Regions from separate parts of the Mus musculus genome. Here regions 2 and 3 are each linked to region 1. A link is a loop called in an ENCODE intact Hi-C map of the cell type or tissue named here. Cell type or tissue: gastrocnemius. All regions are shown on one strand. Region 1 holds the start of Asb16 (ankyrin repeat and SOCS box-containing 16). Region 2 overlaps Hdac5 (histone deacetylase 5). Region 3 has its middle 1.7 kb from the start of Ppy.

What was found. Hi-C counts contacts between places; a loop is a spot of excess contacts. Peaks named below come from ENCODE experiments on the same cell type or tissue, not always from the same donor. Only the 100,000 strongest peaks of a DNase experiment are listed, where the experiment ranks them.
Region 2: it touches region 1 in a loop (1.9-fold over the local background); 2 of 42 quality-filtered maps call a loop at or near these places.
Region 3: it touches region 1 in a loop (11-fold over the local background); 10 of 42 quality-filtered maps call a loop at or near these places.

What each region holds. Positions count from the first base shown.
Region 1 is chr11:102,266,483-102,268,982 of GRCm38, forward strand. It overlaps Asb16 (ankyrin repeat and SOCS box-containing 16), which reads left to right and starts at 2,269. Exons shown (of 5, transcript NM_148953.3): 1 at 2,269-2,500. The coding sequence starts at 2,341. In gastrocnemius, a CTCF peak has its summit at 1,169 (motif pointing left); DNase peaks (open chromatin) are centred at 394, 644 and 1,115; H3K4me3 peaks cover 1,091 bases; H3K27ac peaks cover 1,978 bases.
Region 2 is chr11:102,208,783-102,211,282 of GRCm38, forward strand. All of the region lies in intron 3 of Hdac5 (histone deacetylase 5), which reads right to left. Among named protein-coding and RNA genes, the nearest start is that of Mir8101, 20 kb to the right of the region's middle. In gastrocnemius, a CTCF peak has its summit at 1,225 (motif pointing left); a DNase peak (open chromatin) is centred at 1,073; H3K4me3 peaks cover 415 bases; H3K27ac peaks cover 2,205 bases.
Region 3 is chr11:102,101,733-102,104,232 of GRCm38, forward strand. No RefSeq gene overlaps it. Among named protein-coding and RNA genes, the nearest start is that of Ppy, 1.7 kb to the left of the region's middle. In gastrocnemius, a CTCF peak has its summit at 970 (motif pointing right); a DNase peak (open chromatin) is centred at 970.

The sequences.
Region 1 (2,500 bases):
CAGTGGTATCTCTGAGGGACAAAGCTGTAGTGAGTACTTTTCAGGCTGCTGAGGCAAGAAAGCAGGGCAGAGGTTAGGCTCTGACTGTTAGATGCCTGGGGAGCGAAGGGACACCCACCACTTTGGCCCTCCTCGACCCCACCCAGCTTTGCCACACTCCCAACCCTGGGAACTCAGCTGTGGGTGCTCCGCTAGGCAGTCAGCGGGGCAATTAAAACATGGTATGGCTTCCAGTGGGGTTAATCATAGCTGCGTCCATAGAGGTGCCTTTCTCTGAGGATCTTCAAACCCTCACTAGGCATGATCTCACTCTTCATCTGGGACCCCCTCCCTGGAACACCACCAAGAAGCTGGGGCCAAGCACAGACTGACTGAACAGAGGGTGAGGGACGTGCCGGAAAAGGCCCAGGTCACTGCCACCCACTCTGGGTGGTGGGTGAGTGTTTGTTCTGGCAGAGAATAGGGACCTTCATTCAATGTTCAGAGAGGCCAGCCTGCCATGAGCCAAGGGCTCCTAAACATTGTGTCAAGACCGACCATGCCAGGGCCTGCCCCAGAACCCACATTTAGCATGGTAGAATGATGTCTCTGGCATGGGTACTTTGCCAAACCCATCCGATGGCCTTCTAGTTGAGTAGCTACTGCAGGCACACCTCCACACAGCAGAGTGCCTTGAATGGGTGAGTTAGGAGACCCCAAGCCACTGGGACAGCAGGGAAGGGTAAAGGACCTGGTGAGAATGCTGTGTGGCATGGGGCCAGACCAGGGATTCGGGATTTCTCTGGAAGAGCCTGAGCCAAACTGCAGACATTTTTAAGGAAAAGTGACCTTCTTGGATAGGTGATTGTGACAGGGCTGAGTGTGGTCAGAGGAAGGAGACACAGGCTAGACCCATCCAGGCTGGAGGCTAGGAACTGAAGCTGAGGACAAAACTGTAGGAGAGACATTCTGTGTGGGAGCCTGCGGCCAGGGGGAAGTGAGAGATACAGAGGAGGAGAAGGTTGCTGGAGAGTGGGTGGGAGCAAGCACCGGGAGCAAGGAGGGACCCACATGGCATTGCCAAGACACTGCAGAGCCTGCAGTCTTGAAGACAGAAGCCCGCTGACATCCCTCCACCCTCCCCTGCCAGCTAATCGACCAGCTGTTGTTGTTTCCGCGGCCTCATTCCTCCCCCTAGAGGCTCCTGGAAGTACAGCCATTTCCTCCTAAAGCGAATGGGGCGTAGTTTCCCAAAAGTCTCATCCCTTCAGTCTCCACTTCCAAGGTCAAATCCCTGGACACATCCGCAGTCAGGCACGTGATTCCCCTAGAAACCAGGGAGGGAAAAAAAAAACTAGTCACTGAAGGTAGAGACCGTGCCCAGTTTCGGCATGAGGGGACAAGAAGAGGATTTGCTCAACTGTCTACCCAACATAGCACTACCCTCTAGGGTACTTATCTAAAGTGTGGCCCACTGGAGGCCTTGGCACACCCCCACAAGCTATGTAACTTTGAGTCAGTTTTACCTTTTTAAGACTTAAATTCCACCCAGGTGTGGTAGTGTATCCCTTTAATCCCAGCATTCCTGAGGCAAAGGGAAGTGGATCGCTGAGTTCAAGGCCAGTCTGGTCTACAGAGCTAGTTTCAGGACAGCCAGGACTACACAGAGGAACCCTGTCTCAAAAAACAAAAACAGCAGCACTGCCAACAACAAAACCTTACGTCCTGTAAGTCTCTATCCATCTCAGGTGCTGAACTGAAATTCTTAGCTTGGCCTCATTTCCTGACCAAATCTGTCTTGTATTACAACACTGACTGGTCATCTGAGTAGAGATGGATCTGAGAGTGATTTCAGTTCTAGAAAGCATGGTGTGTGTGTGCAGTGGTTGCTGTTATTTCAAATTCAGGAAGAGTGGTTTGGCTTCTTGGAAGCTCTCTCCACTTCCCCAGACTGAGGTCTATGGGCCATCCTGGGCTTCTACCCTTTTTACCAGCCAATACTTCAGAGGCTGCAGGACCCTGGTCCTTCCTCTACCCTGTCCTGCCCACCCATCTCATGGTTGACTGCTTTGACTAGAAGGCTCACTCCAGAGAAGTGGGGTCCAGGAGTGACCTTTGGCTGAGGCCCTGTTGACCAACAAAAGGGTACCAGCAGGGTCAGAGGCTGGCCCAATACCATCTGCATTAAGATCATGACTCTAGGCAAACTGTTTACCAATGCAGTGAGGGGCCTATTTATAGCCTCAGCTGTTTCTCCAGCTTACCAAGAAGGGGGCAGGGTGGCTCCCCAGAGCAAGGTGCTAGCTGGGACAAGGAACGATTCTCTGCCTAGGTGGCACTGCCCAGACCACTGGACCCCTCATGGCAGGGGAGAGCTTTCCTTTCACATCCTCCACACTGCGTGCTCTCCGCCTGCAGAGAGAGTGGCTGGACTGGGAGGACAGGAGGAGAGCTGCTGCCCAGCAGTGCCGCAGGCACAGGGACCTCCCTTGTCCCCAGGCCCAGCTCCTTAGGCCTCGCC
Region 2 (2,500 bases), 58 kb before region 1:
GGCATCACCAGACTGGGTAAGCCACACCAGCTCTATGCCTAATATGGCTGGGAGACCCACTAGAGAGGGGTGTGTGTGTGTGTGTGTGTGTGTGTGTGTGTGTGTGCACGAGAGAGAGAGAGAGAGAGAGAGAGAGAGAGAGAGAGAGAGAGTGTGTGTGTGTGTGTGTGTGTGCAGAGCCCGAGCAAGATGCCTCTCGGTACCCACTCCTATCCCAGCAGAGGCTGAGCACATTCCTCTGTGGTTTCTCTGTCAGCCACACTGACGACTCTGTGGCCACCAGGCCAGAGCCACATCTGCAGGAGTGGCCAGATGTGGCCAAAAGGGTGGAGTCAAGCACACAGACATACACAATGCTTCCCCCACCCCCACCCCTACTCCCAGGCACACAGTCTCTCACTTTCCCTCTATCCCATGCCCTGTCCCAGCATCCACATGAAGGGTGCTCTGCACCAGAGTGAAAAGCAGGGTAGTAGTGACAGAGCTGGTGGCCTGCCTCTAGCCTCCCCAGCCCTGGAAGCATTCAGCAAAGCCCTATGCTGTCTGGAGGACTATCGGTTCCTAGCCAAAGCTGACTTGGTCCTGAAACTGAGCACTCCAGCAAAAAGTGGACTGGCTTCTAACTAGTGCTCTTTGCAGTGCTAGATGCTAGCCCATCGGTCCAGGAAAGGCAAGAGTCTAAAAGATCCTGGACCCCAGCAGATAACTCTGCCCCAAATTGGAACGGTGATGGGCAAGGCTATCTTCTCTGGCAGGAGCCTTACAGAAAAACTAGGGGCTCATGTAAAAGACTCTCCCACTGCTAGCACTGCTGAGATGCCTGGCTATGTGCTGCAGTGGGTGCCACAGCCCCATTGGTATGCACGTGGCAGGAGAGCCAGAGGGCTCTGCCACACAGCCTTGTTCCCATACAAACAGGAATCGGGAGGAGAATGTTAATTTGGGCCAGCATGCAGTTTGCCAGGCTCTGCCAGGTAGCAACCTGGCTCCTTTCAGGATGGAAGCCAGGGAAGAAAGGAAATGGGGTCCCCAAAATGCAGTCTGCCTGGCACAGAACCTAGAGCATGACTGTCCTGGCATCCCCTTAAGGATCAGTGCCCTCTGCCAGCTTGGCAAGAACAGAGCAGGTGACAGCAGCTGCCATTCAAACGAAGCATTAGGAAGGGGAAGTGGGTGTGTCAGGACAGGAAGAGGCTCTTGGCTGCCTCCTGGTGGACTTAGGAAGGTTGGAGAACCTTGGGAAAGACGAAAGGGTGGGCAGAAGGGCATGTGCCATTCACTAAGATGACTGAGAGCTCAGGTTAGCAAAGACCCCTGAAAGGCCAAGATCACATGAGACAGCAAGGCCCTGGGTCCTTATTTCACCTGTCCCCCACCCCCACCCCAGGTCTCCTGGTGACCTGCACAGAACAGACAGAGCCAATGCCAGGAACTTCCTGTGGAGAGGCTACCAAAGTTCTAGGGACAGGCACTGGTCACCTACCCTGGGGACTCAGACCCTTGCTCCCTCCAGGGACTGGCAGCCTTAGGAGTGAACTGACCCATGCTGTCTCCACGCAGAAGGCCCAGCCCAAGCATCCGGATGGGCAGTGCTATCTGCCCAGCCATCAGAGTGGCCCTGCCCATACAAAGCTCTGGCTCAGAAGGAACAGATCTGCCTATCTCGTGGGTATAACTAGGCAGAGCCCACACCTTCCTGACACTCCCTTCTTACCCAGTGGGTCCCTTCTTTCCATGAAGCCCATCAGCCCAGGAGGTTCTACAGCACAAGAGATGCCCAGGTCCCTCAGAAGTTGGGACAAATGGAAAAACTATACCCACTGCCAGTCTGGACTTAGTCTAAGACTAAAGGGGTGAACTAGAGATTGTACACTATAATCCTAGATACCTAGGAGTTGGAAGCCAGAATGAGTAACTCAGTGAGAGCCTGCTTCAGAAAGAAAATAATACTTTAATCCCAGCACCCAGGAGGCAGAGACAGGTGGAGCTCTGTGAGTTCAAGGCTAGCCTGGTCTACAGAGTTAGTTCCACGATAGCCAGGGCTACACAGAGAAACCTTGTCTCAAAACAACAACAACAACAATGATAAAACCCACAAGCAGCCATGGTAGCTTATGCCAGCAATCAGAAAGCTGAGGCAAGAAAACTACAGTAGATTCTAGGCCAGCCTTGGGTACAGAGCAAAAATCATAGTGAGCTTCAGTCTAGCCTGGGCTACAGAATAAAACCCTTTCAACAAACAACAAGATCATGAAATTCAGTTAAAACAGAAGATCCCAGACAAAGGGATGTGGTCTCTAGGCAGATAAGAGGCTATGGGTCACAAGGAACAGGTTTTGACAGTACGTTTGGGAACCAGGGCTCAAAGTAAACAGATCTAGCTCTAGCCCCAGAACAGCAGGGAGGGGTTGCTCCTGCTCCAAACAGTCTACAAGGCTACAAGCCACACTCCTCCCTCTCTCAGAGACGTCACAAATCAGAAGTCTGGGAAAACAAACCC
Region 3 (2,500 bases), 160 kb before region 1:
GGGATGGAATTCGGGCCTTCAATCCAGCTAGATCAAGGAAGGGACAGAGATGTCTCACATCCTAAAGCCACTTGGAAGGGAGTGGAGAAAGCCATTTGATGCGTGTATCGAATGCCAGCTTAGGTCCTGTGGGCCAGGGTTCAGAGGCCACAGGGTTCGTGGGGAAGGGACAGTTCCTGGCAGCTGTTTCCTTTCCCAGCACAGAGCTCTGTCCCAGGGGAGTGCTAAAAACCAGCATCACTTATAAGCTTCAAGTTGCCCCCCAAAAAATGCCATGCTGTCGTCCCACTGAACCCCTACAAGGGAACCTATTTAACAGACAAAAAGTGGGGAGACTACCAGAGGAGGGAACGCTTGTCCAAGACTCAGGGTCAGCCTTCACTTCCTCCCCTGAGAGATTCTTCTGGTGCCACTGCGTGACAGGAGAAGCCACTTGTCCCTTTCATGTTCAGTGTCCTTTTCCCAGACAGACCTCCACCCTGCTCAAGCCAAGAGCAGTCACTGGCTCTGTTTATTTTGACCCCTGTGAAGGGAGCAAGGGCCTCTCTCTCTCCCGATGTTCTGCTCTCAGGACAGAACAAGAATCATCACCGCGGGCTCTGGGAACGCAGGAAGTGAGAGGGGAGAAGGTGACAGCAGGCATCTGTCCTGATAAGGTTAGAGGTCAGATAGGCCTAGCTCCAATTGAAGTCCGCGTCACTGCCCTCCTGTTGGGAGCATGATCCAATTAGAGCTCCTAGGGTTCGATTTCTTACTCTGTAAGGTGGGCTCATTGCATCCATCCCCAGACTTGAAGAATCAAAGAGCCTTTTCCTCTCGGCTCTCATTTAAGGTAGCAAGAAGAGCACCAGCCGCTCAAAGTAAGTAGAGTTCATTTCTCAGCGATCCTGGCCCCTTCTCTGGGCTCAGGTTTCCCACTATGCAAAACCAGTGGCTAGTTCCGACTCGAGCCTCATGGCTGCCACCAGGGGGCGCCTGGCTCCGGCGCCGGTTTTAAGGATCCGGGTTTCCAGGGGCTCTAAACCTTGTGTTCTGGATTTTACTCCAGGTAAAAAGACTGTATCCGGGGAATGAGTCTGGTGTGGGAACTATTTACAGTTTGTCACGCAAGTCAACCAGCTTTGCTTGGTCCCAAGAAATCACAGCTGCTCTTCAAATGTCAACCCAATAGATCGAAATGACAGATTCCAGGGTCTCTGCAGGGGTAGTAGTGACAATCCAGGAGGAAGTAGTGCCTGTGCCTTCTAAATATTATGGTCACATCTGGAACACAGAGATAGCTCCTGATAGCCTTTGTGGGCTCCTGAAGTGCTTGCATAGAGCTTCCAGGAAGACACACGTGCTCACCTGCAGATAAACCAAGTCACTAGTGGCTCCTTAGTAGCCACGTGCTCTCTGGACAAGGAAGATAGCTACCGGCCAATGTGATAATGGGGTTAGGAGAACAGTCCAGAAACACGAGGGTGAATGAAGTAGGTGAAGGAAGGAAGGAAGGAAGGAAGGAAGGAAGGAAGGAAGGATGGAAGAAAGGAAGTGCAGAGACCCCAAATACAACCTACACGACAGGCATTTGGCTAGCATCCTGTGCTCTGTCATACCCTTTCCTGGCTCTCTTACCTCAGCCCCTGCTGCTCTTAGAGCACAGGCCAAGAAAGAGTCATTCAGGGCACACGGGGTTTTGTTTGATTCTGTTCAGTAGTGTGTATGGTGTTGGGGGTGGTGAGTATGTGAGGGGCCTGGGGGTGGATATGGGTACAAGTATGTGTAGGTGCATATACATATAGGTGTGTGTGAGAGAGGGTTTGTGTATATGTGGGTGTATGCCCATGTCCTCACCTCAGGTGGTGTTTCTCAAACACCATCCACCTTGTTTTCTGAGTCAGGGTCTCTCACGGGGACCTGGGACTCACGCCGAGGCTGAACGGACCGGCCAGGGAGCTGCAGGGATCCACCTGTCTCACTGCTCTTATGCTGGAATCATACTTATGTACCACTAGGACTGCCTTCCTCCATGAGTGCTGTGGATTCGGGGTCCTTACGCTGGTGGGAAGTACTTTACCAACTGAATTATCTCTCCAGGCCTCTGCTTTATAATTTTTTTTAATATTTATTTATTTATTTTATGCATATGAGCACACTGTGGTTCTTTTCAGACACACCAGAAGAGGGCGTCGGAAGCTGGACGTAGTGGCTCACGCCTCTAATCCCAGCACTGGGGAGGCAGAGGCAGGTGGATTTCTGAGTTCGAGGCCAGCCTGGTCTACAGAGTGAGTTCCAGGACAGCCAGGGCTATACAGAGAAACCCTGTCTCGAAGAAAAAAAAACAAAAGAGCGCATCGCATCGGATCCCTTTACAGATGGTTGGGAGCCACCATGTGGTTGCTGGGAATTGAACTTAGGACCTCTGGAAGAACAGTCAGTGCTTTTAACCGCTGAGCCATCTCTTCGGTGCTCTGCTTTGTAATTTTTGAGGTGCATATCACTATGTAACCCAGGATAG